Regions from separate parts of the Homo sapiens genome. Here region 1 is linked to region 2. A link is an interaction called in ENCODE POLR2A ChIA-PET data of the cell type or tissue named here. Cell type or tissue: IMR-90. All regions are shown on one strand. Each heading gives the region's core, and the rest is flanking DNA. Links, peaks and the distances in the headings are about the cores only.

What was found. Peaks named below come from ENCODE experiments on the same cell type or tissue, not always from the same donor. Only the 100,000 strongest peaks of a DNase experiment are listed, where the experiment ranks them.
Region 1: POLR2A ChIA-PET joins it to region 2 with 11 read pairs; 2 of 35 experiments call an interaction of 5 or more read pairs at or near these places.

The regions. Positions count from the first base shown.
Region 1 is chr12:105,333,679-105,336,178 of GRCh38, forward strand. All of the region lies in intron 1 of C12orf75 (chromosome 12 open reading frame 75), which reads left to right. Among named protein-coding and RNA genes, the nearest start is that of C12orf75, 4.2 kb to the left of the region's middle. In IMR-90, for the core only: no CTCF peak of the experiment used is centred there; DNase peaks (open chromatin) are centred at 523 and 1,133; H3K4me3 peaks cover 399 bases; H3K27ac peaks cover 845 bases.
Region 2 is chr12:105,172,858-105,180,313 of GRCh38, forward strand. APPL2 (adaptor protein, phosphotyrosine interacting with PH domain and leucine zipper 2) reads right to left here. Exons shown (of 21, transcript NM_018171.5): 18 at 4,369-4,405; 19 at 4,019-4,159; 20 at 3,178-3,225; 21 at 443-1,591. The coding sequence ends at 1,457. Among named protein-coding and RNA genes, the nearest start is that of APPL2, 60 kb to the right of the region's middle. In IMR-90, for the core only: no CTCF peak of the experiment used is centred there; no DNase peak of the experiment used is centred there.

The sequences.
Region 1 (2,500 bases), core at 1-2,500, 160 kb after region 2:
GAATAATTCGGTGTATCTTGTTTCATAAGGCTCATGTGAAACTCAAAAATAACATGAAAGCACACTGTAAACTGTAATTATTACTATATAATAATATTATTATCACCATTTTGAAGGCAAAGTGGTTTTCCTTGAATATTTTTCTATAAGAACATGGCAAATATTTTTTGATGCATTAACATATTATTACAATACCCCTAAATCTGAAATCTCCATTCTGAGCCCTGTTTTACTTTTTGAGTTACTCAGGTAAACTGGATAATTGTTTCCCCTTTCCCTGAGATAGCAGGATGGCTGCCTCTCTTGGCTTTTGTCTGGTGGACTTGGTTAACATGACAGATTGATATGCAGTAGTGTACTTGAGTTAAGTGGATTCCGTATGCCTGATGCATGGAGAAACTGGTATGGAGTAAAAGGGTCAAGTGGCCATAAGGAGTAGTGAGATGGATCAGCCCCTTGATAATTCTGGGTAGACTTGCCCCTGGAGTATGTTTCTATTAATAACTGTAAGCTTACACATCGTCCACCCCTATGTGGGACCTCCTCTGCTGGGAACTTCTAGGGCAACGCTGGGGGCAGCCAGCAATGGATGTTTGTAGAATGAAGTCAAACTTTGTTGCTCTTGAGAAATTGATAGTCTAGGTAGGAAGATTAAGCAATTGAGAATCACTGCAAAGCAGTGGATAATAGAATATAATCTGGACCTTCAAGTTTCCAGGAGATATTGAATGACACAGTTAAATCAGAGAAGTCCTCCTGGAGGAGTTGAGCTGGGGGTCTAGATGGAAATGTGAGAGGCATTTTGAGTACACAAAAGCTCTCCACTTTCACATTTTGATATCATCACTCTCTCAAGGTAGGAATTTGATTTTTCCCAACCTGCAACTATATAAAGGATGCAGCATATTTTTTCTGCATGGTCTGGAGTCTAGACCCCAAATTATGGAGAAACATCGGGATTGAATAGTTCATTTTAAAGTGTCACATTTGTTATAAGGCAGGGAGCTTTTGCACTCTCGCTCACTCTCACTCTTTCTCTGCAGTCAGATTCTTTACTCACTTGTTTTTCCCCCGAGCATGTCTCCGGACTAGGCAGAGAAATGACCAACCTTGCATTCTGAGTTAATGATGTCAGCAGGTTGGTCATTCCCTTTTATATAGTCACATTCATATAGACTATGAAGCAAGTCTTTGTAATGTAAATCAGAAATTCCTTTTTATGTAAACCAGAAAATCCCTTAAAAGTTTGGATAGTTCCCCATATCTACAGTAGTCTATTTTAATGCAGGCTAAGGCTGTAGAAATTATTTGCAGCAGGAGTTATCTCAGAAATATTCAGCTCATGATATTTGGTTAAATTGGTTAGTTGAATTTTTTCTGCCAGAGATATGTAATTGGTAACTGATCTTAACTTTGCAGGCAACTTACTGTCAGAATGTTTCCATAATAGTTTTCTGCTGTTTATGTAACAATAGTCCGAGGGGGAGGAGCTTGATAATTATTTACCCTATTTTATCAGTGTATCCCAGGGAGTTAATACAATCCTTTTGGGCCCAATATTTTAGATTAGTTATGTCCTTGTCCTCAATTAGCTAGATAATTGCATTCTTTTGAGGTAGCTATATTGGTCCAGGCTTAATTACATCTGTAAATGGTTTGGTAGTATTGAAATGATACAGCTCTGTTTAGCAATAGTGCAAGATTTGTGGGGGAAATAATGTAAAAATAATACAAAATTTTGTTGATATCATTTTTATCTTGCACTACTCCCCTTTCCCCACAAGTATGTACCATCCTTCTTTCTATTCTTTAAACATGCTGAACTCATTCTTGTTTTCTCTCTGTGGGAAACACTTTTTTGCTGGAGAGCTGATACTATGTTTATTTCTTGTCTCCTTTCCCCTCCCCCAAATGGAGGCCTCATGAAAGCCTATACATTTTGTTTACGGCTGTATCCTCAGCCTCTAGACTAGTTTCCACATTTTTAATGGAACTCACTCTTGTTTTCTCTCTGTGTGAAACACTTTTTTGCTGGAGAGCTGATACTATGTTTATTTCTTGTCTCCTTTCCCCTCCCACAAATGGAGGCCTCATGAAAGCCTATACATTTTGTTTACAGCCATATCCTCAGCCTCTAGACCAGTTTCCACATTTTAAATGGATTTTTTGGTTCTTGAAATATATTTGTTGAATGAATGAGTATATTTGGGAAACAAAAAAGATTCAAAATGAAGTCCTAAGTTGGTGTGGGCACACTGTACTGATGTAGCAATTGAGTGAAGAAAATAGAACCTCAGGAAGTCAGGGAAGCCTGCATGGAGGAAGTGGAACTTGATTTGGGTTTGAAGAATAGCGTGGAGGAAGTGGAACTTTATTTGGCTTTGAAGAATAGGTAAGATTTGGATAGCAGAAAATGGAAGGCAGGTCATTTTTAGTGCTGTAGGAAGTCCTAGAGACAGAAATGGGCTTGGCGCATTTCAGGTTAGTAAGAAGTCTAGCC
Region 2 (7,456 bases), core at 2,632-5,131:
AGTCTAAGCAAGAAAAAAAAAGTTCAGGGGACTGTGGTTCTTGCAGTCTGTCAGAGAACCAATTGATCTAAAGCAGTTATGTCATACAAATTTGTAAGGCATTAGTGAACAATGAATTAATTTTACAGTGCATAATCTCATACTGGCTTAGACTGGCTCACTATTTCTTTTATGGTGTATACATTTCAAATGGATCCTATATTAACCTAATTTTGGATTACAAAAGTTGTTTTATCCACCATTTTAAAAGCAACACCTTTAAAACTTTTAGCAATGGGATCACATATTCTACTCATGTTGACTGGAAGTATTTTTTGATACTATATCCCCTCTTCTGTGATTTCATTATGCCCTAGTTTTTGGGAAATTGAATGTTAAAGCTATAGAGCTGACTTTAGTTTTCTTCCAGGGATGTTCTAGAAAATAACCACATCTAACGAAAGAAACAGAATATTTTTTATTGCTAGGTTAATTTATTACAAAGATAATAATAGTCTGTTGAACTTAGTTACAGTTAAACACACTGTACCGATTCAAAATCATTATACTAGTTTGATAGGGAGGAGGGATGGGGGAGTGGGCTGGGGTTCCAGGAATTGGAAGTATCAGGGTGGAAATAGGAACTTTATACCAAGCCCCATGACCAGCTGTGCTTCAAGTGAGTTTTAAAATTAATTGGTCCCTTCCCTGAAGAGGGTCTGGCTCAGAAGAAACAGGAACTGGTAGAGCTGCACCCTGTCCACAGTGATCCACTACTAAAAATACTCATACCTAGGAGGACCTTAAACTTCTGAATGCTGGTTCAGTAAGGCTCCACTGTAAAATCAAACATCTTTTGTGGTATTCATTTTTTTATTGCTTGATGTCTGGAACAGTTACCGAAACTAGACCTGTATCGCGCATCTCTACTAGTGCTTGGGCCTCAAAGCAGTGCTCATCACCTAACTGCACAAAGAAATGCTATTAGGTCCAATTATGAGATAAGCTGAATTATAAATACACAATTTTCAGAACGACAGGCACTTAAAGCTCATTAAGTAAAATACAAAAATAGATTATATTAATAAGAAATATTTAGTGTTCATCAAATTGTAAATCTAGGCTTTTGCCATTTTTTAAAAAGGATACTGGAAACTGAAAAGAGATGACATTCATATGAACAATGCATTTTTCAAACTTTTGTTCTGAGCGCTGAACAATCTAAGAAATTTTAGCGCAATCTAAGAAAAAAGACTTACCACAAAGCACCTAAAATAACATTGTAGATGGGTGGGAACGCTGTCAACCATTTCTTAGTTTCCCTCCCAAGTCTCAGTATCAAGGCATCAAGATTACATTCCACAAACGATTGTCAGCCTTCGGAAATCAGGTCAGTGTGCCTGTATGTCAGAGACGTTAAAACCCTTAGGAGGTAGCTCTCCTTCCTGTTTGCTCTTCCCCCACAGGCGCAAGTGAGTTATGCTTCGGATTCTGCGCCTCTATGTTCGTTTGGATTTCCATCATCGTCATCTGGTTGATCGTTTAACAGTACATATTTTCCGTCATTGGTTAGTGGTATGGACAGCATTAATTGAGCCAGTGCTTCTGGATCCTGAAGTTAGGAGAGTTTAAAAGGGAAAAAAGAAAAGGCTTAAGATGCATTTAAACCCCTTTGGCCTGGCTTTCAATATGTTCTGTAATCTAGTCTTGTTTCTCCTGACTCTTGTGTATATGTGCCTTCCGCTGAGTCTCCTTGCTTCTCAAACTCAGGCATGTCACTTCTAGAATCTAGACTGTTTTCCTCTGAGCCAAAATATTGTTTACGTAGTCAATTCGTATCATCTTCCCAAAGATTCCACAGAGGAACTTCCTTCACAGAACTTTTGTCTTCTCTATCTTTAAACTCCTTCTTTTCTCACGTTTAATCTATACCAGAAGTTGGCAAACTATGGTCATTTGGCTAACCATTTGATTTTTATTGGAAAACAGCTGCGGCCATTTATTTACATACTGTCCATGCTGCTGCTGCTTTTTTTTGGTGGGGGGGGGGGTGGTGCGGCGGTTGGAGACAGAGTCTCGCTCTATCGCCCAGGCTGGAGAGCAGTGGTATGATCTCAGCTCACTGCAACCTTCGCCTCCCCGGTTCAAACGATTCTTGTGCCTCAGTCTCCCGAGTAGCTGGGACTACAGGTGTGCACCACCACACCCGGCTAATTTTTGTATTTTTAGTAGAGATGGGGTTTCACCATGTTGGCCAGGCTGGTCTTGAACTCCTGACCTCAGGTGATCCTCCTGCCTCTGCCTCCCAAAGTGCTGGGATTACAGGCATAAGCCACCATGCCTGGCCTGCTTTTGTCTTATGATAGCAGAGTTGAATCTGTTGCAAGGGAGATAGCCAAAAACATAAAGACCCTTTATAGAAAAAGTTTGCCAACTTTTGACCAATACCATTAAATACTAGCTTACAGTGCTTGCCACTATTTCATGTATGTGGCCTTAGTCCTTGGTCTTTCTGACCTCTCCAAGACTGAACTGCACTAATATGGTAGCCACTGGCTACATGTTACTATGTAAATTTGAGTTAAATTTAAAAATCCAGTTCCTCAGTCACACTTGCCATATTCAATCTGCATATTAAATTGTGCAGATATAAATCATTTCCATTATTGCAGAAAGTTCTGTACATTGCTGAACTAGAAGCCCCCTGGGGGCAGGGACTATATCTGTCTTGTTCAATTACACAAACTAGGCTCTCAAAAATTTGCTGAATGAACAAAAGATTAAAAGCTGCTGAAAGACAGGGAGGTCTCAGAATCCTCATTTCTTAAAAGCTCCCAGGTGACGTCTGTCAATGCTGTGGGGCATGTGATCATACTCTGAGGAGCAAGGCCTTAGAGCAGCACACGGTGGGTACTTATCTATCATCTTAATCTGAAAGAGGAAATCTAGCCAACTAGTATGCAAGCAAGAAAACAGATAAGCAGGAGCTCCAGCAGTGATAAGAAGTCCTCATGTGTTAACAGTGAACATGGAACTAGCTGATCAAAAACCTCTGGTGGTTAGAATACTTTTAAAAGGAAATCCCAAACTTGGCCACACTTTCCAGTGAACATCACTTTTCTTTTTGAAAAGACTCTTGGTATGTGTACACAGATGTGTTTTGAGTAGCTACTAAACCAGCGCTAGAATGCATCTTACCTTCTGAACCTCAATAATTTCTTTTCCCAAATTAATAGCATAACATATCTGCAAAAGACAAGAAAAGTAGTGATTGGCAAAAGTAGAGAAGGATAAAATTTTAGAACAAATGTGATTTGGGAGTACAGTGAGGTCACTGTTCTCACTGTTCCCACTTGGGAACACAGGACCTGGCTGCAGGAGACTCATCACATAGGGCCCGGGGCATTTGCGTCCAACTGTCCTGACCTCTGTTGCCAATTTATGCCACACAAAAAATATTCCAGGTAAGTGAAACTCAGGTAATTCCAGTGTTAAAAGTTCTTAATAGGAATTTTTCTTCTCTCTCTTAAATGTATTTAGCCACGATATGTCCATATACACAGTGGCAAACAGATAATTTACTGAAAGGATTGGTTAATTGTGATAAATTCTAAGTAGCAGATAGAGTCAAAAGTTTTTCATACTAAACCAACAGCTTGTGTGTAACTTTTCTAATATCTTCCTTGGTTTTCTCTCTGAGACTAAATTATTCTCTATTGTAGCTTTTGCCTTAATTTTTTTTAAAGAACAAATTTGAGGGGAACTGCTTTCAACATTTCCTTATATCCCGACTAAATAATATGTCTTGCCATGAAATTTCTTCCTCATTCACCCTATTCTGGTTGATAGGTATTTTCCACAGAGAAATTTAAATCGAGTTTTCTTTCAGTGAGGCCTTCTTAGGAGGTATTATCTGAACTCCTGGATGGAGACATGCAGAATAATCAACTAAATATCCAAGGAAGTAATGCCAGAAAACTCTTTTAAAATGGACTTGTTTGGACTGGGATATTATGGGATCTTCACATGAAAAAGAGACCTTTTCGCCTTCTGAGTTGCTTTCAAAAATGTATGTACTCAGAGATTCTTCTCCAGTGGATTCAGGAACACGGATGACAAAACCAACCAGTCTCTTGTTTTCTTGATGAGCAGCAAATTGTGTGACACTGGTAAGTTCAAACTGGGGGGTGGAAAAAAAGGCAACAGATCATACAACTACTAGAATTAAAAACTGACAAGGCTACTCTCTGGAAAAGTCATGAGAAAAAGTATCCTATTAGTCCTATTAGTGGCAGATCTTTATTAATAAAGTGCCTAGGCTGTGTTTAAGGTAGATACAAAGGTGAATTAAGGAGTAATCACTAACATGAACCTGTATGCGGTACTTACATTGGCCCTTGATACTTGAGTCTGTGGATCTATCAACCTGAAATTTTAAAAGATACATTATGTCACAAATGTTGGATAAATTTAATATTCCTAGAAGAGTTTGTAGAAGTCCAGAATAAATACAAATTCCCCGAAATAGAGATAAAGCCTGTTAGAGGGTGAGGCGAGATAGCTGTGTGTGACCACGTGTCCTGCTTTCTGCCTTTAAGGAACCTGTGTAGCTAAAGCTCAGGGTACCTATAATGGAAGATTATATAGCAAGTAGAAGATTTAACTTCACAGGATTCTGCAACTTACCCAAACAGACAGCATTATAATCCTCAACAGATCTGCTATATAATATGGATGGATTATATTCTGTACAGCCTCCCTCTCAACAAACATCCATTGGCAACTTTAATGTCCCTGAAGTGCAAGATCAACTTAGTCTAAATTTAACATTATTGAAAAAGATGAGGTAGCGGTGACAAAATAGTGAAGGGATTTTGACAAAACTCTTATCAATTTGGGTAAAAGAGGAATAATGTTTAAGAAAGTATTCCAAAATATATTTCCTTGTTTTAATTATTTACTATTTATTTATTCTGAGAAGAGTCTTGCTGTCACACAGGCTGGAGTGCAGCAGCCCAGTCTTGGCTCACTGCAACCTCCACCTCCCGGGTTCAAGCGATTCTCCTGCCTCAGCCTCCTGAGTAGCTGGGATTACAGGTGTCAGCCAAAATGCCTGGCTAATTTTTGTATTTTTAGTAGAAGTGGGGTTTCACCATGTTGACCAGGCTGGTGTCGAACTCCTGACCTCAGGGGATCTGCCTGCTTCAGTCTCCCAAAGTGCTGGGATTACAGGCATGAACCACCGCGCCAGGCCTTCAGAATATATTTCTTCAACAGTATTTTAAGCATCATCTAATAATCAGGTTGACATATCCTAGAAAATAAACTATATGAGAGAATTTATTGCTATCTTAGATAAGTGGTTATAAATTTCTACTGTATTGTACTCGTGTTGGAATAATTAACATGCTATTATGTAAATTATTACTATACATTTTATAGGTGAAAGCAAAAATATAGTTTGTGGAAAAAATGGTTATGATTCCATTTATATGTTAAATGTCCAGATCTATAGAGATGGCAATTTTAGTGGTTAGTGGCTTCCTAGGGCTGGGTGGGTTGCCAGGGGCTAATGGGTATTCTTTCTGAGGTGATGAAAATGTTGTAAAATTGATTGTGATGATGGTTGTACAACTCTGAATATACTAGAAACCACTGAATTGTACATTTAAATTGTATGTGAATTATATCTCAGTAAAACTGTTACACCCCCATGCCCCCAACAAAAGGCTACAGTTGGAAATACGTGCAGTTACACTTATTAAACCGTAAGACTTATAATCAGAGAACTCGAGATTGAGTTCTACCCTGGCTACTCACCTGATCTTGTGCAAGTCACCCGGACTTCTTACAACTGGTTCATCTGTAAAACTGTGGTAAGAACCCCCACTTCCAAGAGGTGGTTATGACAGTTAATGAGAAGTGTGTATGGGAATTTAAGTAGACAAAGCTTAAGAAAAGTTACTTTTACGTCCCTATTAATGGGCATGAATTTAATTTTTTGAATATAGATCATAAACAGTTTTCCTCAAGTTGGAATAACTTTCATAGGTATTTTGTAAAATTCCCTTATAAGTGAAAACTTAACACATGCATATTTTGTGGGTCACTTTCAGAAGTTTGCTGTTTAAATCAGGTAACCTAGATTTCTCTTTTTTTATTATTATACTTTAAGTTCTGAGATACATGTGCAGAACGTGCAGGTTTGTTACATAGGTATACATGTTGCTGTGGTGGTTTGCTGCGCCCATCAACCCGTTATCTACATTAGGTATTTCTCCTAATGCTATCCCTCCCCTTGACACCCACCCACCAACAGGCCCCAGTGTGTGATGTTCCCCTTCCTGTGCCTATATGTTCTCATTGTTCAGCTCCCACTTATGAGTGAGAACATGCGGTGTTTGGTTTTCTGTTCCTGTGTTAGTTTGCTGAGAATGATGGTTTCCAGCTTCATCCATGTCCCTGCAAAGGACATGAAGTCATTCTTTTTTATGGCTGCATAGTATTCCTTGGTGTATATGTGCCACATTTTCTTTATCCAGTCTATCATTGATGGGCATTTGGGTTGGTTCCAAGTCTTAGCTATTGTGAATAGTGGTGCAATACACATAGTGTGCATGTGTTTTTATAGAAAATGATTATAGTCCTTTGGGTATGTACCCAGTAATGGGATTGCTGGGTCAAATGGTTATTTCTGGTTCTAGATCCTTGAGGAATCGCCACACTGTCTTCCACAATAGTTGAACTAATTTACATTCCCAGCAGTATAAAAGCGTTCCTATTTCTCCACATCCTCTCCAGCATCTGTTGTTTCCTGACTTTTTAATGATCGCCATTCTAACTGGTGTGAGATGGTATCTCATTGTGGTTTTGATTTGCATTTCTCTAACGACCAGTGATGATGAGCTTTTTTTCACGTTTGTCAGCCGCATGTCTTCTTTTGAAAAATGTCTGTTCATATCCTTCACCCACTTTTTGACGGGGTTGTTTTATTCTTGTAAATGTGTTTAAGTTCTTTGTAGATTCTGGATATTAGCCCTCTGTCAGATGGATAGATTGAAAAAATTTTCTCCCATTCTGTAGGTTGCCTGTTCACTCTGATGATAGTTTCTTTTGCTGTGCAGAAGCTCTTTAGTTTAATTAGACCCCATTTGTCAATTTTGGCTTTTGTTGCCATTGCTTCTGGTGTTTTCATCATGAACTCTTTGCCCATGCCTCTGTCCTGAATGGTATTGCCTAGGTTTTCTTCTAGGGTTTTTATGGTTTTAGGTCTTACATTTAAATCTTTAATCCATCTTGACTTAATTTTTGTATAAGGTGTTAAGAGGAAGGGGTCCAGTTTCAGTTTTCTGCATATGGCTAGCCAGTTTTCCCAACATCATTTATTAAATAGGGAGTCCTTTCCTCATTTCTTGTTTTTGTCAGGTTTGTCAAAGATCAGATGGTTGTAGATGTTTGGTGTTATTTCTGAGGCCTC